Linked DNA regions of Mus musculus: all the other regions are linked to region 2. Evidence: chromatin loops called from intact Hi-C (ENCODE). Cell type or tissue: heart. All regions are shown on one strand. Region 1 holds the start of 4930502C15Rik (a long non-coding RNA gene). Region 2 holds the start of Hipk2 (homeodomain interacting protein kinase 2). Region 3 overlaps Hipk2 (homeodomain interacting protein kinase 2). Region 4 overlaps Hipk2 (homeodomain interacting protein kinase 2). Region 5 holds the start of Fmc1 (formation of mitochondrial complex V assembly factor 1).

Region 1 (5,000 bases), 140 kb after region 2:
ATTCAGGAAGAAAATGGAGGAGAGAATTCTACTTCATGGAACTAGACAAGAATTAGGACAAGAAAGGAATAAGGAAGTTAGGAATGTGTAAAAGAGAAGGAGGGGTGTGAATTGCCAATTAGTGATTATTTGTCTGGCACATTATCTGTCTTAGACCTTTGGCTTCACTTGTAAAAATGGAACAATGATTTTAATTCTGTCTTGTGGATGGTACAAGACTGAATAGGAGACTGCAAACACATATCACTGCTCTCAGTAAAAATTAGTAACCACTTTCATTGTTTTCATTTCGTGACAGGTTCCAGTGAGACAAGTCAGCCTAAGTTCATGACCCTGGGTGGGAGAATTATTTGGCTGACCCATAGATGGTGCTAGTAGCACATGGGATGCTAGAATGGTGAGAGGCTAGACATGTTGTCCCTAAGGAAGACAGAAGTAGGTTGTAGCAGCTCCTAATGTCCTTGGTTGGAGAGTTAATCTCGTTGGTCAAGCACTACACTTAGAATGAGCAGTGAGAAAAGGTAATGGGGGGGTGGGAGGGGGGTAGATGCAGTGAAGCATGTGTGTGATAAGGGAGTCTGTCCATCCAGGGCAGATAAAGGACAAGAAGACAATGGGAAATTTGCTCACACAGTGCTGACAGTTCAGCAGCACACTTGGGGAAAGCTGGGCTATTTGACGCTAATGTGGATATTTACTGATTGTTTTGCTTACTGGATTAACCATTCTGTCTTTTTCTTTCTCTTTTCTCTCCTTCCTCCACCTCACCCTCTTTCTTGTCCATGTGTCTCTGCCTCCACCTTTTGCATATATAGTGTCAAATCTTGTTTCCAAAACATGGAGATTTGCAAGCGCCGGGTGAATATGTATGACACAGTGAACCAGAGCAAAACACCTTTCATCACTCACGTGGCCCCCAGCACATCCACCAACTTGACCATGACCTTTAACAACCAGCTGACCACTGTCCACAACCAGGTGAGTGGCAGGCACCAGGGAAAGGTGGGTGGGGCTAACCATCAGGACTCAGATATCCCAGATATCCCCCTCCAAACCCCAGCAGTCTTCCCATGTTGTCCTTTTGGGCCTGGAAGCTAAAGTGCCTGCTTCCTCAGCCTTTTTTTTTTTTTTTAAAGAAGCCAAGGGGAGACGTTTCTGTTTTGACTCTGGGACTGAGATGGTGCCTCTTCCCGTTTTCCTCTGAGCAAATGTGGGGAAAAAAGCCTGCTAAGAAATTGTAGAACCAGAGCTAGAGGAGTCCCTCCTTGCACCCTGTGTCCATGCTGTCTGTATTCAGGAGAGGAAAAACCTGTTCATTCTCTATGTCATAGAAAAGCCAGCTCATAGGTCTGTCACCGGAGTCCTAGCAGCTCTTCCCAAGGGATACAGGAAGCTGAGCTTCCCTTCACGTGGATTTTCAACCTTCTGCAGATTGGCAGGCTCAGCAACATAGGACGATGTCTGAAATACAGACAGAAAATACACTCAGAAAAGAGCTACTGAATGAAGACTCTCCACAACCTGATTCACCCACCTCTAGACTCAGAGGCTTGAACCGTTACTCCCATCTTCCAGTCTTATAAGTCCCCAAAGAAGCATTCCCAGACTCTCCAGCCCTAATACCAATCTGTAATGACAACAGTGTCCTTTGTGTTGTTCATACCTCTGCATAAGGACATACACCTTCAGAGCAGAGGAATAAGTATGGAAACCTACTGTGTGAATGCAGCAGCTGGCTGTCCACTTTTGTTGGCTGGTCCTCTCCCATCACTGAGGAGTCACTGGCCCCTGCCTTCAGCACTGCTCTTATTCGCCGGGCTTTATTGGCCTGTTCCCTCTTAGCTTGAATTCTAGTTGCTAACTCTCTCTGCTAACTCTCTCTGCTTAGACTGAGTGCCATCTGGAATCTGCTGCCCCCTGGAGGCCATCAGTGTTCCTGACGCTATCTGTCCAGTGAAAAGCTCACACTTAGTGCTTAGGGTCAAAGACTTTTCTTACCAGCCCTTCAACTAGCCCTCAAGTTAAGGCCTTTCCATCTAGAGCTTCTCAAAGCAACCACTGGCGCTTTCTTCATTACCTTGAGGCTTGTTTTCCCATCAGTCCTTAGGAGACTCTTAATCCTAACGCTCTAACCTCAAATTCTTCGTTCCCATCTGCCATCTGTCCCTTCCAATACCAATCTATGTAAGACAGCACACAGGAACGGGCACTCCTCAGATCATGTATGAGGTCAGCTGACTCCCCCTACCCCACCAGCCCTTCTATAGATCTCTTTATAGCCATCAGACTGAGGTCTACATCAGAGCAGCCCACCTCCATGTTTCCTGTGATATGATAGCCTCACATCCGTCCCAAAGAGTATCACCAAAACTGAAAATCACAATGGCAGGTCCCAAGTAAGGGCACCTCCCTTCTCCATGACACTGAGACTGCAAGGTTGCTAGGTAGGACCAGAGTGAAAAAAAACGGCTGTGAACTTAGTGTGATGTAGGCCTAAGCATTGAGAAGATGAAGTGCTGTCCTACAAAACTAAGATCCAGAGAGCAAAACTCTCCATCATCTGAACTTGGAAGTGTTAGGCCCTAATTAGATATATCAGAAAAACAAATTATTTGGATTATAACCTAGACTTAAGCACTAAGGCATGCTTCCCCTCCTCTGATACTATTACAAAGTGGCCACACTTCTGGCAGGAAGCATTGGGTCAGACTTTTCTCGGCATGGCACCATTCAGTCCTCCCGGCATCCATGTGGAATGCATATTGTCACTGTCCTTTAGAGGAAGACACTGAGATAAAGTGGTTAATCCTCTTAACAAAGGCTATGTTAGTACATATGAGGTAGTTTGGGTTTGGACTGCAGCAGCCTGGTGTCAGGGTCTGTACCCTTGAAGCACACACACTGACTCACAGATGAATCCTGTGGAGATCCTCAGCCAGTACCTCCTAGACAGCCTCTGCTCTCTAAGTGCAACAAAACTCCCTTTGTACACTAGTAACCCAGTGCTGTGTTTACTCCACGGGACCCTGGAGTTTTGCTCATCCTGAACACTGAATGTTTAAAACAACAAAATTCACCTACAGATTGATGTTAGTGGAAGGATACAGAATGAGTTCTTTGTTGCTCTTAACATATATCCAGTAGACTAGCACTTTTCAAAGTGCTCACTAATCTGTAATTGTTTATGTCTCAAGAAAGCTGGGCCAATACATCATAATTTCTATGTACTTTCAAAAAATATTAGTAACATTGAGTAGGGAGTCCTTCCTGCGTGTTCTTGGTTTAATTCTTAAGGTCAGCCTCGTTATTAACATTTCCAAGGTGTCTTCTTTTAGGGATATATCCTTCTACCAAGAATTTTAACTGAACTTATAGGTTAGGCTTACATCCTGTTCTTAGAGATGTCAACAATTGAAATGTCTATTACAACTGTATCCAAGAACCACTTGGGCCTATCTTTGCAACATAAGTTACCAGTGAACTTATTTTTTTCTTCTTATTTCTCTTTGTTATCCAAAACAGCTCTTAGAACCACAGAGGACAGGGTAAAAGTCACCCACACCATCATACATACTTTCATCAGCTGATCCCTAAGCAGGATCAGAAACTGAGGGAAACGGTCATCATGCCTACTGGTCACTCTGGGGACTGGCACTCATATCATGACATGAGTTCCACTCCTAGAGAAGCAGTACATGAGCTGAAAACAGATCCAGATCCAGGTTACACACATAAAGTCAGTCAGGCAGACAAGCAGAGGACCACAAGTCCTCCCCTACGAGTCCTTCTCCCAAGGAGGCATCAGTTAGGGTGCTGACCACACTGCCCAGCACACTGTGGCAGGCGTTGAGCCACACAGTCACAGATTACTGTACAAGAACACACAGGAATAGCTCAACTCTACTGTCTGGGAAAGTTCTGCTTTGGAGCCCTGGTGCCAAGGCTGACCCCAAAGCACAGAGGCTCAGAGATAACTCTGTGGGCCACAGGATTCCTATGAGATGAATAGCCTATATTCACAGTAGGCTAGGAAAACAACTAGACTAGGAAGGTACCTAAGGGTCTATAGAAAACAAACGGTACCAGGTCAAGATGCATACACTGCACTCATGAGGCTGTTACTGGAATTTTTACCCCCATTTTTTATTAGATATTTTCTTTATATACATTTCAAATTTCAAATGCTATCCCGAAAGTTCCCTATACCCCCCCCCCCTGCTGCCGCCCTGCTCCCCTACCCACCCACTCCCGCTTCTTGGCCCTGGCATTCCCCTGTACTGAGGCATATAAAGTTTGCAATACCAAGGGGCCTCTCTTCCCAGTTCTGGTCACTAGGCCATCTTCTGCTACATATGCAGCTAGAGACATGAGCTCCAGGGGTACTGGTTAGTTCATATTGTTGTTCCACCTATAGGGTTGTAGACCCCTTCAGCTCCTTGGTTACTTTCTCTAGCTCCCCCATTGGGGGCCCAGTGTTCCATCCAATAGCTGACTGTGAGCAACCACTTCTGTATTTGCCAGGCACTGGCATAGCCTCATACAAGACAGCTATACCAGGGTCCCTTCATCAAAAACAGATGCTTATGTACAAAGCAGGGTGCTAATGCGTAAAGTGGTCTTTAAGAGAGAATGATTCAAGGCTGGAGAGATGGCTTAGTGGTTAAGAACACTGGCTGCTCTTCCAAAGGACCTGGGTTCAATTCCCAGACCCATGTTGTGGCTCATACATAACCTGTTGTAGTAACCCACAAGTACTATATTTACTGGCTAAAAAAAATGTGTCCCTGTGTTCTCACTTGTCAGTTGCTGGGTCAGCACAGGCTAGAAGGATATGTAAATGTCTGTCTCTTCCTCACCTGCCTAAAACAGAAAGGCAGGCTGCTGTGGGGATAGTCACACAGACCTCAGTGCTGAGAGGCAACCCAGAAAGTGGGCTGGGTATCGTCCTGCTGCTGACTGATTCCAACTGGAGGAGTAAAGAGTGTGGCCTTCTGCAGAAT
Region 2 (5,000 bases):
GCACGCGCTGGGGTGAAGACACTTTGCCCGGCAGCGGGACTGCTGTCGGCAGCAGCCGCTCGCGCTCCCCGGCCCGGTCGGCCGGCGCGCGCACACCCACGCGCGCACTCCCAAGCACGCACACACAAAGTTGTGGCCGCCTCCACCGCGGAGCTCCGGTCGGCGGCTGCGGGCCAGCGCACCGCGCTCTCGCCCAGCCCCGCTCGCACGGCCGCTCGGCTCCCCTCGGGCCGCGCTCGGCCCCCGCCGACGCCCCGCTCTGCCCTTCGGCTCGGCCCTCCCCGCCTCGCATCCGTGCCATCGGCGCTCGATTGCGCGCGGACTCCCTGGGGCTCTTCCCGGCTCGTTCGCTCGCGCTTGCCCGCCCGCCCGCTCGCGCCCGGCCGCGCCGCCCCGCCCCCGCCCCCTCCCCCTGCTCCTCACGGGCAACTTTTGCCGGCGCCCCCGCCTCACAGCCATGCGGAGCTGAGCTCCGGCCCGGGCCCTGGCCGCCGCAGCCCGCCCCGGCTCCCGCCCTCGCGGACCCGCCCGGCCCTTGGCCTCGGCGCCTTAGCCGCCCCGGGCCGGCCGAGCCCCCCGCGCAGGGCCCGGGCCGCGGCTACGGCGGCGGCGGCGGCGGCGGCGACGCGCCCGCCCGGCCCCCTCCCCCGGCGCCGGCCAAGTGAGGCGGTGATGCGGGCGCTGGCGGCCTGGGCTGCGCCGAGAGCGGAGACACAGGCTCAAGATGGCAGATTCCCACTGAGGCTGAGGGGGCCGAGCTCGCGCGCCGCGTTCCCTTCTCCGTTGCCATGAACCGCGGACACCCCGGCCCCGATGGCCCCCGTGTACGAAGGTAAGGGGCACCCGGCCCGCGATCCCCCCGCTCGCTCGGCCAGCCGCGGCCCCCGTAGCTTTGTTCTGCCCGCGGCCCCTCGCCCGGCAGCCCCCGGCCGCAGCCCCGGGCCCTGGTCCTGGGGGCTCGCGACCTTCCCCGGTGCCCCCATCCTGGGTCCAGACGGGACCGGAGCCGGCCTGGAGCAGGATCTTATTTCCAGGGCAGAGAAGGCGGCTGGGGGGTGTGTGCCGGTGGGCTGCTGCCCAAAGAAAAGAAATGGGGGCGGCGTGTGGGAAAAGACGGATCCGTGACTGCTTTCTGTTTATTTGTGATAAATGAAGGTGATGCGGTCCTCCCCCATTACCTTTAAACGATCTCCTTTCTACTTGTCCGTCCTCTCTGCTCCCTTTTCCAAACATCTCCACTCCCACCCCACACTCCTTTATTCTTCCCGAGCCTCCGATTTTTGGGGGGTGGTGGTGGTGGTGGTGGCTGTGGAATCCGATTGAAAGGGGCCAAGCGATGAGAGAGGGTTGAGATGAAAAGTCCATTTCAGACCCAGGCAGAACAATGAAATAGGCTCAAAATCTCCCCGCAGTTGGCGTGTGGAAGGGAGAATGTAGTTTGGCTTTTTGGGGGGGGCGGGGAAGGGGGTGCGAAAGAAGGTTTTCTGGCTCGGCCTGGGTAGATCGGTGCTGTGCACCTTCACCTGGCGTTGGCTGATTTTTTTCCCATTTGACTGTCTTTAGAAGAAAGAAAAGGTAAGGCGATACAGCTGCCTCGCGCACTCTTTCGGTTCTCTTCAGTCAGTTCCGTCAGCTTGCAGCGAGAAAATCAAGCCGGAATCAACTAAGTTTTTACTCTTCTATGGGGTTTTGTGTGCTTGTAGTACCGGGTATTTTTCAACCAAAGTGTGCCAGATTTTTTCAGTTATTTCGTCGTGAAAATGTTTCTCTCGTGAAATCATTGAAATAGCAGCCCTTTACATACTTTTAGCGTGGGTCCATCTGGCTTTCTTTCGGTTTTGTTCAGATATTCTGTGTATGAAATCGCAAATGAGAGGGAAACGGGTTTGCCAGGAACCAAGAGGAGGGGCTAGGGGAGATTGTAATCCTATAAACCCAGGGAACTGTTGGGCCGAGTGAAACAGGGATCTCATTAATAGTTTTATCTCTGTTAGGAGAGGCTGATTTAAAAAAAAAAAAAAAACTTATCTGAAAAGAAAATCTGTTATTAGTACCAGGGCTCTAAATGAATTAGGTTTCTGCATGGACTCTCTTACCATTCAGGCTCTGAATAACAAGGCTGTAAATAACCTATGGACTGTAAATATTTTTTCCAGAGTCTCTTAGAAACAAAGGGGCTGTTTAGAAAGCAACAGAGAAATGTTATTCCAGGGGCTTTCCTCTTTGATTCCGAAGAACACAAGGTCTATTTAACCGTTCCACACAACAAAACAAAATTTCGGATCACTCCACCACGTAGACTAGAAACATGCCAGTGGGGACGTGAACATGTAGGAGAACCCATGTCGGGCATTCATTGTTCATCTGTGTCTAGGGGAGGGGGGCTGCAGTCAAAGCTCCCACTGTCTAGAGTGTTAAAATGAAACAGTTTTCTCTTTATTAAGTACCTCCTTGAGACTCCCTCTGCTGGACACTCCGGGTGAGCATTTTAGAAAGAACTTGGCATTGAATTCACAACTGTAATAGAGGAATAAAAATTCCTCTTCCAGGAAGCTGGGGAGGTGGGTCGGGATGTATTTTGTCAACCTTGAACAAAGCCACCCTGGGAACTTCATTGATTATGTTGATTTCATTTGAAATCCATGAGGAATGTAGGCTAGCCCCCGGGGCTAAGTAAGACCCAGCACAGTTGGTCCTAGGACATTGTTCTTTTAGTGATTGTGTCGGAAAAGCAATTACAGGTGTGTAAAGTGTTACACTGTGGGACTGTGGGGTTCAGAGGTCTCTCTCTGCTTGGAGTTTTACTTTCCAGCCCTCCTCTATCCCAGGCAACCTAATTTGTCACCTCCTTTCCATCCTGGGTTTCCTTGGGCCTTGTCTGTGGGTTCTCTTAATTGTTCTTTTGTTTGTAGCTTTTTTTCTTCTTTGGGAGCATCTCTTACATCTCTAGAATTCTTTTCCTCCTCTTGCTCAGCACTTCTTCCCCACCAACCCAGAGTTACTCAGCCCAGAGCTCAGGCCTGTCTGGTCTTTTTGAGAGAGACTGTTAGGCATGCTATGAGACAGAGAAATGACCTCCGTAGTCAAGGCCTATGCTTCCAGTGCCCATGCTCACTCACAGTGCAGAGTATGGCCAACACTACACTGACCTCTCCCTTGACCCCCAGTGACAATCTGTGGACTCAGTGAACCTGACTTTTATCATATTTCCACCAGAACCCAGGGACTGTGGGGTGTGTGTGTGTGGTCATAAATGAACAGGACTTTTTTTTTTAATAGACTTCTCCAAAAGAGGGATTTCTCCTCCTAATAGTTCCACATGATTCTTCTCAGAGGTCTAATTACACATGAGACTTTCTAGCTGGAATTTCTCAAATGGAGTGTGACTCAGATTCCGAGTGAAGGCTGGAATGTAGAAATCTAGACAGGTGTGCTGTTTTTGAAACAAAGCATATTTGATAATAGGGATTAATAAGTGGCAAAGTGTAACAGTCTTCCAGTACTGTCTTTAAGAGTCGGCTTATAAATATCACATTAGTTTTCAGTGGCTTGATACTGATCAAGTTAAACTTCTTGTAATAAAGGGGGATATTTTCTTAGAAGGTTAAACATTTGCCTTGTGATTATATTTCTCCATCAACTTGCTTACCAAGGCTTTTTCAGCATGTAGTGCAAAAGTCAGTCACAGGGGTCTGTAACTCTGGATTCCCAACTAGAGAGACCTAAATTCCAAGTTAACTATGCCTCACTTGCCTGAGACGTGGCTTGTTGATCAGTGTGGAGGAAACCAAAGAACCTTTCACATTCAGACTTGTAAACACTGGCATGCTGAAGTCCCTCATCAGATGGACCCGAAGACACCTGGCCACCAAGATGCAAACGGAGCAATAAGATTAGGAATCATCTTCCCTGAAAAGAGGTTTGCAACGAGTAGTCTGTTGTATCTTTGCCTGTGTTTTTGTCGCACATTTGTGAATAACAAAGCATAACCATTGTTTACCTTATTGCTACACCTGAATAGTGAATCAAACTCATTAGTTTTATCTTTGAAACTAGTCAGGATGGCAGGACACTCAAATCAGGGAAAGTGGGGGTTGAATGAGTTTATGCCTTTACTTTTCAGAACTTTTAGCCTCTATTGGATTGTGTGAGGATACAGTTAGAACCGAGTCTATTTAGTAGAGTTCCTGCCTGGAGTAGGCATTTTCTCAGTATGTGTTAAATCTCTCTGTCTTCCTAGTTGTTTACAGGCATGATGACTCTAGGGAAAGCATAACCCTCAAATAGTTTAGAAAACCAGCAATAGGAACACTTCAATTTCAATTATTAATCTCCTGCTATTCCTTTTCTAGTTTGGGAACCAGCAACAATAAACCCCCATAGCCACAGAAGAAAGAACCTTTTTTTCTTCCTCTGTGACCTTTCTGGAGTCTTTATTCCCATCAAGCTTCTGCTGGTTTCAAGTAGAGACTGTCTCTTCCATAGCAGCACTTTTGTGCTACGTTATAAATGTACAAACAACCTGGGAGGCAGACTTTCAGGGGCTGCAGCTGTGTCCTGGAAGGCATCCCTGAGAATGAACAGCAAGGACCTTAGCAAGGACCCATTCCTGTACAAGGTGGCAGGCTGGGTAAGGAGTCCCCAAAAGTTCCTTACTGGTTCTTCTCAGAGGAGAGGCTCCTACCCAGCCACATGTCAGGGGCTGCCTCACTAGGCAATTAAACATGAATTTCTCACCAAAGAAAACTGGGGGCTTTATGTAAGTTATAGCTGCTTACATACTTCATATTTTATGTTTTGTGCTCCTTCATTTCTTTCTTCCTTTCTTCCGTAGAGAACAGTCTATGGCTAAGGCTAAGGCTAAGGTGACTTGAGGCTTGTATGGAGCAAAGTACTGATGATCAAGAGCGTAGGACATGTGCACAGTTTTTATTGTTCTTTGCTAGTGCTTTCTGGTAGCCTTAGTATGACGATTCAGCTGCTTGGGGTTGCAGTCAAAG
Region 3 (5,000 bases), 120 kb after region 2:
TGGCAGAAGTGTAGTAGCCCTAGGAATCAAGGATTAGCATAGAAAATACATGTGTATTAGTGCACACTTGGAAAAAATCTCATTCAGAGCTAAGAGGCTCACTGCCAATACAAATAAAAATAGCTACCCCTCTGGTCCTAACATTGTGCTGGAAATGGCCAGTGAGATCAAGAAAGCCAGCGTCCTTTGGAGACTGTCCCAGTGTGGCATGAGACAGATGTCAACATGTAGACCAAACTGTGATTAAGTCACCTTCCCATATGGACACAAGGCTGTTTCAATGTCTTGAGCATTTTTATTGGTGATAGCCAAAACCAGTTTTCAGCGAGGGTCTCGAAGGTCTTAATCCTCATCATCACAGTTTTATGAGCATTGAGCAGTGGCCCCAGATCCTACATGGAGATCTCTGCTTTGTGTTTTCTCTGTCTGCTGTATCAAGCTGTTACCTAAAGGCTAAGTAGGGTTTCCTCAGCTTCCCTTCTGGACTCAAAACCTACTATCAATCTCTGCTGTGATGGTTCTTCAGCTCATTAGAGCTGGAGAGTGAGGCCAAAGTTCAAGGTTTCCAGCAGTTGAGTTGGTTCCAGGCATGGCTCCTTATAAACTCACATAACGGGAGGTCCAGGTGGATATCTGCCAGTGTTTAGATCTTAGACCCTCACCCATGGGTTCCTCTTACCTTCTACTCATCCCCTTAATCAAAGACAAATCAGTTCCTCCCCTACCTGGTTTGCTGAAGAAGTTGTATCTTTTTCAAAACTAAATCCCTGGTTGGCCTGAGACTACCCAGGCCTGCATCACTGTTTAAATCCCCAGTTGGGCCGCCCTGTGACTTCCTGGACACAGTTTGAACTCATTTCTACGGATGCTGGACAGTTCTCCTGGCAGCCTTACCTGTGATCCAAGAATATTCATCCTGAGTGGTACCCTAAGGTGTTCTCTAGTCTTTACCCTGAAGGCTGTTTTCTACATGAGCTCTCGTTCCTCTCAGATTTGCCTTCTCCTTCAGATTTCTGTTGCTATTTTTTGGGCCCTATGTGGCTTTGATGGAGTCCCATGCCTCCATTCCAGGCCACCAGTCTCAGCAGTGGCTCAGAACTCATGGCAGCATTGCCAAGTCTCCTTAGTATTGCAATAGAAACATAAGATTTAACAACCCATCTGAAATACAATTTTACATTTTGATTGCTTCTGCCCCAGCCATATCGAGGTTACTTTCAATCTGCATATATTTGTGGGAACAGACTTCTTCACTGCAGTTCAATTTGAGTACACCTTATAATATCAGTGATTATAAAATACCAGGGACTAATAGAGTTTCTTGCTTCCAAGGAGTTCAAACTGCTTTATAATTCTACTGGCCATAATTTATCTTCATAAGTTACTATACAGACAAGAGGAAAAAGTGAGATTAATAATCACATTTTATAGAGGGTAAAATAAAACTTGGAGAAATTGAGTAGCATTTTCCCAGACGTGCTCAGCTCTCCCCAGGCTCTCTGAATGGTCTGCAGGCTGAACACTTACATCAGAAATGCATGTGAACCTTGCCCTTGCTCTGTCATAGACTGTGGGCAAGAGCAAGATACTTGACTCTGGGCCAGTGGTTAGCCAAGGACACTGGAATGAGCAGGGTGTGTGCCCAGCTCCTGCAGCACAGACCTCTGCTACAATGAATGTTGTGAGTACACACAGGGTCAGCTCCTCGATTAGATCCTCAGACCTCTTCCCTGGGTTTTGTTCCCAGGGTATCACTCTGGCATCTCAACTACCATATTGATAGGAAGACTACCCGAAGGGCAGAGCAGGGCAGGGCAGGGCAGGGCAAGTGCTGCCTTCAGTCCCTGCCTTGTAGCTCTGTGAATGCTATTGCCATCTGCATTAGACCAAATAAGTAGAAGACGGGTTATAGGAGGGAGCTCTGCTTCTACAGTGAGATGAGAGGTCTGTGGCTGTGACTTCTAATGTGAAGAAAAAAGGGTGTCTTTCACATGAGGAGAAGGAACGATGGGTTGGATCCAGAGCACCAAAAAAGAACACCAGAAAAAGGGTATTCTTTTTGTTTGATTACTGCCATATAGATTAAGTCAGATAATAGGTAAGTTATTTAGAATTGCTTGATTGTCCTAGAACTTTTGTGAGGTACTTCCTGCCATGCTCTATTTAACCTTCTTTCTGGCCCCTCCTTCTAGAATGAGGTATATGGCCAGTACTTAAAAAATACTAGGATTGGACCCATGTGCACTGGGCTCCTGGCTGCAGTCTTCACACCTCTCTTGGAAGCCAGCCTCTGCAGGGTCACGTGGTCTAGACTGATCGAAGAATAACTTATTCCTTATGTGCACTGTCAAGAGAGCAGTGGAGCTAATAACAAAGCTTCAGTCACTGATGTGTTGAAAGTGACAGTTGTTTTTCTAACCTCCCCTAGAAAATGGAATGTATGGTATCTTATGAGGGTCACATTGGAAAGGAATAATCACTCTCTTTCTTAGGTGCAATTTTGTCTGACACTTCATGTATGTGTTTAAAGTATTTTTGATGCCCCAAAATAGTAGTGAGAGTCTTTAAAATGGTTGCATGAGGTGGCACCATGGCAGTGTAAGTATAGAGCAGCTGTCAGCTGAGTGATCTGCAGAACAGAGATCCGTGTACCCAGGGTCCTTCTTGTACTGGCACAACTCTGAGGACAGAAACAACCTCCATGGAATGTGCCCTCAAGCCTCCTAAATCTGGAAGAGCCAAAGCAGAGTGTCTCTTGTCACAGTGTTGCCAAGGTGATGTCGCCAGCCTCCAGAGGGAGCTGCTGGGTGCTGCTGTTGGCACAGTTGTCCCTTCTAGAAAGGTATATGGGACCGTCCACAGCCTAAGCACTGGTGCTACAGCAGTGACATGGGGGAGGAGTACTCACTGCCTTGTGCGTGGAGGCTACCCCTGCCTTGCCAGGTACAAGGTTAGCTCAGACCTCTCAGCTCTTGTCTTTCCTCGCCCAGCTTGCCCTTCTTCATGTAATATGTACACGTTCCATGTAGTATACCTGCGCTGTCTGCATGAAGCTGCCTCTAACTAGATAGTGACCTCCAAGGGCCCCCAGGCTTTGCTTTATTGTTTGCTCCTGAGCCCCAGCATAGTGCCTGGCACATAGTGACACTGAATGGCTAAACATTTGAATAAGAGACCAAGTGCAGCTGAAGCCAAAGCCCAGTGTGGAGTGACCTGGTCAAATATGCCTCAGGAAAGAGTGGGCACTTCTGCAGCTACTGACAGGGAAGCTAAACACACACACACACACACACACACACACACACACACACAAAAGAACTTTAGAATTGAGTTTTGAGTGAGCCTTCATGAACTCAGAGCCTGGGAGTCTAGCATCATAGGAACAAGGTATGTACAAAATCACAGCAGAGTACACATATTTCCCCAGATTGCAGGCATCCAAAGAGAGAAGTGGGTTCTTTTCAAATAAAGTTTATCTATTATTATTAGTGCTGCGTGTGCACATATATACACCATACCATGCACATGGAGTCAGAGGACAACTTAGTGTAAATTCCCTCCTCTCACCTTTACCTAGATTCTAGGGATCAAACTCAGGTTGCTATAAATACAGATACCTTCACTGCTGAGCCTCCTCACTAGCCTGACAAGTATCTTTCTTTCCTGGGGCCTCAAACAGCTACTGAAAGAGCAGCGCCAGTGTACCTAGCTTGGAATCTAAGATAAATGAGACCCAGACCATATTCTTAGAGATTTAAAAAGAGACAGATAGGCAAATGTGTTGTTGATGGGTCAAAAATGACAGAGGTGTTGTTGTTGTTGTTATTGTTATTGTTATTATTATTATTATTATTATTATTATTATTATTATTATTATTATTATAAACTACAACTTAACCAGGCATGTGGTGCACACTTTTAATCCTAGCACTCAAGAGGTACAGGCAGGCAGATGTCTGTGAGTTTCAGAGACAGAGTACACAGCCAGCCAGAGCTGTATAGTGAGCTAGCCAATGAGACGTCTCTCCCTGCCATGAATAAAAGGAAGGAAAACAAGAAGAACTTTTAGTGCCATGTTAGGATATAAGAAGGTATTTTCTCTGTCTTGGGTGTAATTATTTGACACTTCATGAATGTTCAAAGGGTTTTTAGTGTCCTAAATAATCTAATCAGAGAGATTTTTTAAGATAGTCCTTTGGGGGCAGCAGATGCTTAGTGAATATCTCTTGCACCAGTCTTTCGTTCATGTTTACATCTTGATCTACTGGTGTAGATAGTAGATGCAAAGGGAGCAGCATATATTTGAGTAAGGAAGACTGGAAGGGATAGGAAGGGAAAAAAATAGTTCAAAAATAGGTTTCATATGCACAGAGAAAAGGAACTTATCCTTTGAGACATGAAAGGGAAGGCTGAGACCAAAAGCAAGAGCTGAGTTAGTAACTATAATAGAAGCATGAATTGAGGACTACTTCATTTACCTAGTACCAGTGAAAGCCGAGCTTGGTACAACTTCATGGTATATTTTAGCGATCTACTTTAGAGGTACAGTGACACCCCACCCCACCCCAAAATAAAAAAGAGGGGTGAAATCGTAACTGTGAGAGACCTTGGCACCAATTTCAGGTTTCCACACTTCACCTTTCTTGCTGTCAGTCTTTGGTGAACCATCTGCAGATAAACACACAGGCTCTCCTCCCATCTCCCTTGCTCAGGTGTCTGTGCAACTGAGCATGGGCTGGCACACACATGCCCCTTTGGGCCTCAGTGCCTGCTATCTGTAGCTGAGTCCTCCTGTACCAGGGCCCAGACTTAGTTCCTTGTGAAGACTTACCCCTTCCCTCTCCTTTGTCTGCACTGCACAGAACTCCCACCCTAACTCGTGTTTCACACTTCTTATATTTAATATGGTGTATTCGATCAACATGTATGTATTGACCAAGTGGCAACTAAATGCCAGGCACTGGGCTGCCCTCACGGGCTTCGTAGAGGAAGAGAGACAG
Region 4 (5,000 bases), 66 kb after region 2:
TGAGACTGGAGTCTGTATGTGCATCACAGTCACTTCTAAAGTTTCCTTCTACCTTCTTTGTCGTCATGGTCACACTTTGTGTATGTGCTGCATGTGGTTTGGGCTTTAATCTATCTCACACAGTATGAAGAGTGTCCCCTGTCAAGATTAGAGAAGGGGTCACAGGTGGCAGTCTGGCCTTGAGCTGTTGATCTTTCTTATAAGCGATTTGTAGCTCCTCTGAGGGTCCATTTGTTAAACGTCTTGTGATTAAATCTCTAAAACTCAGGGGTGGGTGTGGGCCTGAGCACCAGAGGCTTTCCACGGAGATCTCTGCCCAGGCCTAGTGGGAGAGTTCCGGCGAAGGGAAGCGAGTGTGGGCAGGGAGGTGGAGTCTCTGCCCTGCCTTCCAGATCACTGGTAACTGCACTGAGTTGGGTTGGGCTGGGCTGAGAGGCTGACTATCCAGTGAGGAGTGCAGCGGAGCCTCAGGCTTCAGGAGAGCCGATCTCTTCCCAAGTGTTACAGCTCTTGGAACAAAGGACTCAGACAACAGAGTAGTTCTCGAACACCTTTAATTCTCTGGATGGATTTATATACAGTTTTGGGGGTAATTCAGGGTTCTACAACAGGTACCTCTAATTGGCTTGGACTGAGAGTTTGGGGGAAACCTTATTTGCATGTGGGAAGGCTTGGTGCTGCTCCTACATGACTCATAGCCACACACCTCTCCTGCAAGGGGGGGGGGGCGGCGCTGTGGGGATGTGGGACTATAAGGTAGTTGTTGAGTGTGGTGGGAGAGGTCATGAGGGTTGGCAGACTGAGGGGGTGGATGATTCAGAGGAGGATGTTTGGAATGAGGTAGGAATAAGAAAGCAGATGCCCAGCAGAGGAGATAGTACTGTATGTGACTTTAGTATAATTTCAGTAGATAAGAGATCTCCTGTTGATAGCTCCAGGTCACTCTCCATGGCCCCAGCTGTGATGGGGGCCATAATTCCCATTCAGGCATTGTACAAGCAATTTTTTTTATTTCCAAGTATGTGCCAGGCACTGTGTTTTGTGCTGACCTTTCAAGACATGAGTAGGAGTACCCTCAGCTATGCAAGGACGGTCTCTAACCTGAAGTGGGATGAGCTCCCTGGTCCCACTCCTCTCTCTGAATAAACTGAGGAGTGGCTTGTGCTGCCCTCCAGTCACTTTTCCCATTCTCTCAGGTGTTTGGGGCCACTATGTCAAGTCTACCCCACGGCAGCAAGTCTCTGCTGCCCTCAGTCCCTTCTAGCTCACCACTCTGCCAGATAGGGTGCATGGTAACTCTTCTCTGTCCCCATCAGCTGCTGCCTCACATGGAGTTGTCAAGGAGGGTAACTGAGAACAAACAAGCCAAGCATAGCTTGTGCTTCATAGGGGAATCAGTGTTTTGGGGGTACCCGTGGTACTAGATAAAAGCTGAGAGGGTGACATTAAGGAACCATTTTCTTTGTTTGGGTTCCCATTAGCAGACCCCTAAACAAACAGAGGTTTGTGTTCAGGTGGTCTCTTTGGTAGGTGGTCCAAGAATCAGGAATAAGGGCTAGCAGGATGATGCTGACCAGCATAAGTGTTATTAGGAACTAGAAGCTGGAAGCATATAGGACTCCATCCCCTGTAAGAAGCTGCACAGAGCCTTCTCGAGCAGAGCATAGAAAAAGCAGGAGTCCCTAAGATTAGAGCTGCTTTTGTCCCTTTAACTTGACTGCACTCTTTGGAGATGAGTGTGTGTGAAGACTAAATGGGCTTTAGTGTTCCTGGGGGTTGCTACAAGGCAGTTAAGCACAGTGAATACTGAAGCCAAAGTATACAAAGCTGAGATGGTGTAATCCACACCCCATGTGAGCTGCAGCACTGTGTCTGTGCTATTGGCTACTGTGTTCCCCACCAATCACATGGCTGGTATTCATAAGTGGAAAGGGATTTAAGGAAAATGCTTTTGTAGGCAGATTTAAGAATTGTAGACTAAAGCCGGGCGTGGTGGCACACGCCTTAGATCCCAGCACTTGGGAGGCAGAGGCAGGTGAATTTCTGAGTTCGAGGTCAGCCTGGTCTACAGAGTGAGTTCCAGGACAGCTAGGGCTATACAGAGAAACCCTGTTTCGAAAAACCAAAAACCAAAAAAAAAAAAAAAAAAAAAAAAAAAAAAATATTGTAGACTAAGAATTCAAAACGGAGTTCTGTGCTGTTTTGTGGGGGAGATGAGGACTTGAAGCTAATGCATCCATCTACCTACCTTCACTTAACCCCTATAGCTTTCCTCTAGGAATAGTGTGGGTCTGGGTTCTGAGGTGGCCTACAGAGGTGCTCAGGCGGAGAGGTAGGCCCACATGTGGAGCACAGGGCAGTCAGGGAAATGATGAAGGCTGATGGCTGATGGAGGTCAGCCACTTTATTTCCAAAGTCTCTCCATTCATGAATAATGCAGGTTGAAGCTAGCACTCCCTGTCACTCATTTGTGGAGAAGGATGGCTACTGGAGTGGGGTCCTGGCAATGGTAGTAGCTTCCTATGCTTCCATAATATAACTCTCTGTTATGTACCAGACGTCCTTGCTGGCCAAGCTCTGTGTTACCCCCTCAGACAAGTCCTTCCTTTTTAACAAGTCTTGACTCCATATCATTCGGCTTTTCTCTGAGCTCTGGATCACAGGGACCCAACTTCAGCCTCCTGGAGAGTCATATACACCACACACACACACACACACACACACACACACACACACACACACACACACACACTCTTCTGTGCTGCTCAGACTTCAGTTAAAACCTGAAGTCAGTAGTCCAAAACTTTAACCAGCCAGTTTCCCAAAGTCATCATGCATCTGCTTTGTCCTATGTAGAAAGCTGGAGAGGACTACCCCAGGGGTAACAGGCAAAGCCTGACTAGTGCTACTGAAGGAGCTAGAGCTGGTGCTCGGGCCCCAAGACCTCTTGTTTCTTTTCTGGTTTGGGGACTATATGGATATGCTGCTCAGGCACCCTCTAATCTTGTCTTCAGGCGAGAAAGCTGAGTGAACAAAGACTTCCTGGAGAGAACAGAGCTCATCCTAGGCTGCTCTGAGGGCCTGGGACAGAGGAAGTACTCATAAATGCTAGCTGCTATTTTAATCTGCGGCTGTTAGCACTGTTGTCAGGACTTTTGTCATTGTTGCTATATGTAGCAGACAGACCTGGGCTTGGATTCCGGATCTACTACTTTATGGCTGTGTGACTTCAGGCAAGTTTCCAAATCTTTCTCAGGCTTTATTTCTTTTAAGACAGGAACCTGAGTAATTCATGATGTTGTCATGAGAAACAAAGGAGACAACTCCATGGGTGCAACTCAGCTACTGGTCATAGTACCCATTCTTTCCCAGGTTCCTTAAGTCTTCTTGTCATAGATTGCATGGATGTGTCTGATCTGGCATGGTTAGCAATTACAAGTTGTCCCACCCACCAAGCATCAGGCATCATGCACTACTTACTTCCCTTCCATCTCTAGCACTGCAATCGGGAGGTGTTGAAGGAGCAAGCCTGCAGGTCAGGGATATGGCTAATGGCTTCTCTCCTGTACCAGATTGGGACAGAAGACAGTGCAAAGTAAGTAGCATATAGGGAGAATAACAGTGTTGGGCAGTGTTGAGTGTGGTTGGTGGGGGAAGGTGGATGCACCTATCTAGTTTGAAGACTTGGCTCATTGCCACACTGCTGCTGCTGTACCCATAGTGATGCCTGATGTCCTGTGGCCTGTGACTAGGTGCAGGACTAGAGGAGAATGACAGAATGGGGGACACATCTGCATTTGATATTTGATGATCTTCCTCATTCAGTGCCACCAACCCAAAGGTCAGAGCGCCAAGAGTAGTGCTCTAGATCCCCCACACAGACAGCACTGCCAGTGTGTGCCAGATGTGCTGTGTGCCAGATGTGCTGTGTGTCTGTGTTGATTGTTGTGTGGATGTTCACTTATGGGGTATGTTTCCAGTGGCATCCTCATTATCATGGATGTGAGCAATGGAAATACAAGTTCTGTAGTCAGAACAAACATAAAGAACAAAGTGTTGTTGTCATTTTCTTGTCATCTACTTACCTCCAAGAAAGGTGGTCTAGCCTCCTTCTTTTTGTAAATTTGAACTTACATTGGCAAATATAAAAGCACCAAGTGTGAACCCCTGAAACATCAGTGCACTTGGCATATAGAGTCAGACATCCACCCTGATCAGCAACAAGAGTCAGAGGCTATTGGAGTCTGAGTAAAGAGGTGTTAACAGAAGTCTGCATGTGCTAAAGCGAAACAAAATAGCATACAAGTTTAAAGTTCTTTAAAACTTAACATTTTAAATCTATCTTCTTCTAAAAACACTGATAATTTTACATCTAAAGCTTTAGTGTGCCTGCTTTCTCTTCCTGTTTTTGTTTTGCCCTGTGGTGTTTGGGCAAAAGATGTCTTGTTTATTCTGTCACAGAAGGGTCAGGAAGAGAGGAACAGTCATTTCTGGAAATGGCTGGGTGGGGGAACCTACAAAAACAAGCCTGGGATAAATAGCTGCTGCTGACGAAAGTAGGCAGCTTCTCTCAGTGCTGTTCCATGAGAAGGTCACAGGCTTGTACTCACAGAGTCAGGATAGTGATCACCATAGGAGAGAGGCAGAAACTCAACACTGAAATGCCCAGACTTTGGGATTCCCAAATGACATCAAGGACCAGTGGGATGCGTTCATCTGGCTCCTTGTGCTTGCAGTTCTCCATGGTCAGGCTGTACCTGTACACCATCTGAGTGTGTGGCAGTTTTCCTACAGTACTTTCCCCCAAGCCAGCCTGTCTTTCCTGTAAGCCTCCCACTTACAGGCATTTTCATACTCAGTATGGGAAGTAGTCAGTTTTTTGGGAAAGGCCATTTACCCCCTGGAATAAGAGTACCTGCTGGCTGTCCTGGATGTGCAAAGGTGATCTTGTCCAAGTCTCAGTGCATGGGCCTTGAAGGATGACCCTGGCAGCTTATACA
Region 5 (5,000 bases), 340 kb after region 2:
TTCACTATGGAGCTCTGGCTGTCCTGGAATTCAACTCTAGACTAGGCTGGGCTCAAAGTCTGAGATATGACTACCATTACCTCCCAAATTCTTTTTGTGAGGAACTTCAAAACCTTTACTACAAAGTACCTTCAAGGACAATAATGTTACCTCTATAAGGTACAATAGCAGTCATATATACCTACCTACTTATCTTCCCCTCTTTGAAACTGTTGGGTTTGCCTTAATTATGCTTTCTTTAAATTTTTAGTTATGTTTTCTTTCCCTGTACCCTTACTTTTCCTAACCTCTATTCACTTGCCAATTCCAGATGCCTAATTATAGCCTACTAGACTTTCTGAAGCACCTCTTCTTCATACCACTGTCCCCTGGTTATCTATACCCTTAGCACTTATTTATGCTAAACATGATCTTATTTTATGGCTCTTCAGGGAGACTGTAGCTTCTTACATGTATATCTTTTGGGTTTGTTTTTTGTTTGTTTGTTTTTTCTCAGAGTCAAGGATACTCTATATAGTCTTGACTGTCCTGGAACTCCCTATGTAGACCAGACTGGCCTCAAACTCAGAAATCCACCTGCCTCTGCCTCCCAATTGTTAGGATTAAAGGACATGTTCCACCAACACCTGCCACATCTTATTCTTGATATTTGGCCCTAGTTCTTAATACACAGTACCTAACATAACTTTTTAAAAGATAAGTGAATTTTAGTTCTAAAGTTTTGCAATGCTCAAATTCTGTAGTTAAGATAATTGCTCAAGAACTTAAGTTTCCATTCCCCTAAATTGTAGCCATGCTTGATCAAGCAGAACTGGGCAGGTGACTGTCCCCGAGCCTTAGTGTTTGTATTTGATCTTGTCCAAAAGGCAGAGAATTGAGCATTACCACATTTGGAAAATTAACCATCTTCCATTCCTTTCTAAGAGGAATATGAACTGTGGATTTCACAATGGCACTTCCCAAGGATAGCATTCTGTATGTTTATGTTTGTTACACCAGTAAAACATGTCATGTATCCTGTCATGCAGAAGGCTAAAGATGTGACATCTCCATAGAATATAAGATATTGCTTTCCTCAGTGGTGAAAGGCTAGTACTAAATAAAACAGTACCACTCTTCAACTCTTGAATATTCCCCACTAAATTGCCTTAAAAATTGCATTTGCCTGGCCCATGCCTTTAATCCCCACACTCAGGAGAAAAGGGCAATCAGATGTGAGTTCAAGGTCAATCTGGTCTAAACAGCAAATTCCAGGTCAGCCAGAGTAATGCTGAAATTCTGTATCTTCATTCCCCACCAACACGCAAGCAAGCAAAAGCACGCGCGCGAGCAGGCGCGCGCACACACACCTACACACACACACACACACACACCCGTCAAATCACAAAAACACTGCTTCCTATTAAAACTTTAATGTAGAAAGGATGAGGAGAGGGGATGCTTGTACCCTTACGCCTTTAAGTCTTACGACCCCTAGGACCCACTTCACACAACGCCCGCTCCTTACTCCATTCCACACCCCATGCACCAGACAAACCAATGAAATCGTCAGAGACAGCTCCACCCCGGTGGGTGGCAGATACGAAGTCCCTAGGAAGGTGCGCCCCACGCGGCTTCTGGGCCAGTAGGGGATTTCAGACCGCAGGTTAGCCGAAGGGCTGGAGTCTGTGGTGAGACCCGCAGGTGGAGGACAGGGTGACTCAGACACGTTTGTCCTGAGACCCTCTATCACCTGCGCAGACCGCCCCCTCATCCGCCCTCCCGCGACCTGGAGCCCACCCAGCCGCGGATGCCGTACCCGATGTGCTCGGAAAGCCTTAACGAGGTACCGGTAGGCCGCTGTGTCGCGATATGGCCGCCCGGTGGCCGCGTTCAGGTAGCGCAGCTCCCTCAGAAGGCCCCGCAGAGTGCGCGCCGGGGACCCCAGGGCCGCCATTTTTCTGTCCTTGGAGAGCCTGGTCCCTCACTGCCTCGGGCGAGGTGTTCCCCCGCCCACTCCGCCCCACAGCGCCCTCTACCGACCACCCTTGGAGGGAAACGCGAGTGACAGGCACCTCAGGGGACCAGGAGAGCAAGGGAAGGTGCCGAATCCTCTCGGCCCTTCTGACTGCGTCCCTTTGGACTGCCGTAAGCTGATGGCCGCCGAGTCTCTGAGGAAAGGTGTCTGGCAGGAGAGTATGTGGATGTCTGGACATAGGTCACGCCAAAAAGATCTTACTGTTTCTACCAGGGATGTCAAAATTAAACGTACCGACCTCCAACTTTATGGTCCCCGCAGCCTAGGAGAAGAAAATGAACTCATACCCTGGTATGGCAAACTGCAGCCCCTTTACTAGTAAAGCCTCACATCCAGTTCTCTAGTTTTGTTTTGTTTTTCTGTTTGTTTATTGTTGTTTTTCGAGACATGGATTCTCGGTATAGCCCTGGCTGTCCTGGAACTCACTCTGTAGACCAGGCTGGCCTCGAAATCCGCCTGCCTCTGCCTCCCGAGTGCTGGGATTAAAGGCGTGCGCCATCACGCCTGGCTTTTTTTTTTTTCGTTTTGTTTTTTTTGTTTGATTGTTTTTCCCCGCAGTTCTCTAGTTTTAAAACAAGATGGCCGGGCGTTGTGGCACACGCCTTCACTGCCTGCAGAAGCAGGCGGATCTCACAGCTCATAGACCATTATGGTCTGCAGTTTGTTCTAACCCAGCCAGAACTAGGTAGAGAGACCTTGTCTCTAAATACATAAAATAAACAGTAAGTTTGACTCGCAATAATCATCTAATTAGATGATGTTAAAATAGATAAAAAAAAAAAACGAACCACCCCAGATGGGACTCGAACCCACAATCCCTGGCTTAGGAGGCCAATGCCTTATCCATTAGGCCACTGGGGCTTCTTCTACTGATGTCCTCAAACACCATAATCAAGTTATTTCCTGTTTCGTACGTCATCACTTAAATTTATTGTTTTTACCCTATCACAGAGAACCAAACTCAGCCTCAGTGTGAAACGGATGCCTGCTGGGAAATGTAGTTTAGATGCCAAGAGTCAACCGCTTCACCCTGCAAACAGTGGATGCCACGAAGCCGAACGGGCTCCCGCTTTTGCTTACGTGTTCGTGTTTCTGTGCGTAGTAGCTCTGCGCCTGCGCAAAAGTGGGCCCGGGAGACGTCAGAGCCAAACGGGCTGCGGAAACCAGTTCCTCGAGCCTCCCTCTGGTCCTATTCTTTGTCAGATTGTAACAGGAAAAGCCAAGCCCCTTCCGATTGGGCTACTTTCAGGGTTTGTCTTCGCTCTTAGCTGGTCGTTAGGTGGCGTTTAGGTAGTGGTCAGTTTCTGTTTCCGGTTACAGCGCTGAGGCCATTTCCGCAGCCAAGGATGTATTAGAATGGGGTTCAGTTTTCGAATTTTCAAGTGGGCTATAAGTATAAGACGGTGCGAAATTAGTGCCTACTATAGTAGAAATTAGGGATAATTAGAATTTAGGTTTGTTCCTAATTGTATACCGTAGACAAAACCACTTTGGGAGGAGGGGGTGAGGAGTGAGACCGGGTTTCTCCGTGTAGTCCTGGAGGTCCGGGAACTCGCTCTGTAGACCAGGCTGCCTCCCGAGTGCGGGGATTAAAGGCTTGCGCCATCACCGCCCTGTCATAAAACCTCTTTTTGAGGTGTCAGTGGCTCTTTATTTTCTAAGAAGCAGTTCAGTCTATTTAAGGTTGCCCTTGTAGACCCTACCTCATTAGCTTTTTATATGTTAACCTTCGTCTAGCTCCGGCCGCTTCTTGTTCCCCTCTGCTCAGATATCTGAGCTAGCCTCTTTCCTCAGTCCCAACAGCCTGCATATCGCCTTAGTATTCCTATTTACTCTCTGGGTCTTTTGACTTGCTCGGTGTATGTTAGAAGCTGTTCTAGGCCCTTTAGGCTCTCTATGACAAGGTTACAGTTAGCTTTGTCATTCGTAGTGGCATGCTTAGGAGGAAGAAGGATCTCTGTAAATTGGAAGCCTCCGTGAGACCCTGTCGCAAATTACATTAAAAAAAAAAAAAAAGTTACTCCCTTGTGTTAGAACCTAGACCAAACTCATCCGCAACTATGTCTCTCTTCCCTAGCAGCTGCTCCTGGGTACCAGCCCCAAGCTAACGAACTCTAAGTTATCGGGAGCTACCCCTGCATGATGAAGTCACACTAACTAAACGGGGTTTCTCCTTCCAACCTCTTCACATCGAGATCACACATTACCCTCAACCCCCTCTCCCTCCCCAGCTTCCCTCTCTCTTGTCCCCTCCCCATCTTCTCTCTCCCACCCCCCCTCCCCCTCTCCATCTATTCTCTGTTCCTCTTCCCTCCTACATGTCCCCAGCCCCCCTCATCCCTTCTTCCTCTCTCCCCTCCTCCCCCCTTTCCTTTTCTCCAATAAACCTTCTCTATATTAAAAAAAAAATCACATTATCACACATTACATCCTTGATTGTAAGACTTTCTCCTTCCCCCCCCCCCCCATCCAGGAGTGAAAAACATCCTAGTTACAAGCATGGACTCTTGACATGGAAGCTCACCTACCCTTCCCTCTGAAACCAGAAGAAGAGATACCCATTCTGACATTTGAGTCTTAACTGCCCTTGCATTCTCTTCAATGCTGCTGACTGCCTGTTGATTTGTGGCATTAATAATTTAAATAGATTTCTTACCCAAAAGAAATTTTCTTACAGTGTCTTAAAAAGTGTCTTACCCAAAAGACAGTGTAGCCCTGTGTCTCCTTGAGCCCCAAACTACAGGAAAGCGTTCATCTCTTTCCTGGCTCCCTCTCTTTACCACATTAATATCCTGTTGTGGTTGTCTGTTTTCTTCTTTCAACTGGGAGACTTGTCATCTCCCAAAACCCTGTACCTAAGAGGAAAAAAAATGTTGTGCCAGGCCTGTCATGACAGTTTAGTTTGAGGCTCCTAAAGGTGATAGACATAAAGGGGCTTCAGATTCAGAGCTTGTGGCAGCTGGGAGCTAGAGGCCGGGCCGGC

The links. A loop is a pair of places that touch in the nucleus more often than their neighbours do. Peaks named below come from ENCODE experiments on the same cell type or tissue, not always from the same donor. Only the 100,000 strongest peaks of a DNase experiment are listed, where the experiment ranks them.
Region 1: it touches region 2 in a loop (5-fold over the local background); 11 of 42 quality-filtered maps call a loop at or near these places.
Region 3: a loop joins it to region 2, with 1.9 times the contacts of the local background. A loop is called at or near these places in 3 of 42 quality-filtered maps.
Region 4: a loop joins it to region 2, with 2.0 times the contacts of the local background. A loop is called at or near these places in 7 of 42 quality-filtered maps.
Region 5: it touches region 2 in a loop (2.6-fold over the local background); 3 of 42 quality-filtered maps call a loop at or near these places.

Annotation. Positions count from the first base shown.
Region 1 is chr6:38,733,336-38,738,335 of GRCm38, reverse strand. It overlaps Hipk2 (homeodomain interacting protein kinase 2), which reads left to right. Exons shown (of 15, transcript NM_010433.2): 7 at 816-978. 4930502C15Rik (a long non-coding RNA gene) reads right to left here and starts at 820. Exons shown (of 4, transcript XR_003956279.1): 1 at 1-820. In heart, CTCF peaks have their summits at 365 and 1,927 (motif pointing left); a DNase peak (open chromatin) is centred at 1,895.
Region 2 is chr6:38,871,631-38,876,630 of GRCm38, reverse strand. Hipk2 (homeodomain interacting protein kinase 2) reads left to right here and starts at 441. Exons shown (of 15, transcript NM_010433.2): 1 at 441-832. The coding sequence starts at 814. It also overlaps a transcript of Tbxas1 not described here. In heart, a CTCF peak has its summit at 2,464 (motif pointing left); DNase peaks (open chromatin) are centred at 290, 750, 1,410 and 2,450; H3K4me3 peaks cover 3,249 bases; H3K27ac peaks cover 4,088 bases.
Region 3 is chr6:38,750,519-38,755,518 of GRCm38, reverse strand. The region is part of intron 2 of Hipk2 (homeodomain interacting protein kinase 2); the gene reads left to right. All of the region lies in intron 2 of 4930502C15Rik (a long non-coding RNA gene), which reads right to left. Among named protein-coding and RNA genes, the nearest start is that of 4930502C15Rik, 16 kb to the right of the region's middle. In heart, a CTCF peak has its summit at 2,782 (motif pointing right); DNase peaks (open chromatin) are centred at 188, 1,588 and 2,688.
Region 4 is chr6:38,805,353-38,810,352 of GRCm38, reverse strand. The region is part of intron 2 of Hipk2 (homeodomain interacting protein kinase 2); the gene reads left to right. Among named protein-coding and RNA genes, the nearest start is that of Hipk2, 68 kb to the left of the region's middle. In heart, no CTCF peak of the experiment used is centred here; no DNase peak of the experiment used is centred here; H3K4me3 peaks cover 588 bases; H3K27ac peaks cover 907 bases.
Region 5 is chr6:38,531,809-38,536,808 of GRCm38, reverse strand. It overlaps Fmc1 (formation of mitochondrial complex V assembly factor 1), which reads right to left and starts at 1,948. Exons shown (of 2, transcript NM_025363.3): 1 at 1,799-1,948. The coding sequence starts at 1,936. n-TRcct1 (a tRNA gene) reads right to left here and starts at 2,878; the gene lies at 2,806-2,878. In heart, CTCF peaks have their summits at 1,714, 1,926 and 3,285; DNase peaks (open chromatin) are centred at 1,638, 2,008 and 3,118; H3K4me3 peaks cover 3,612 bases; H3K27ac peaks cover 3,474 bases.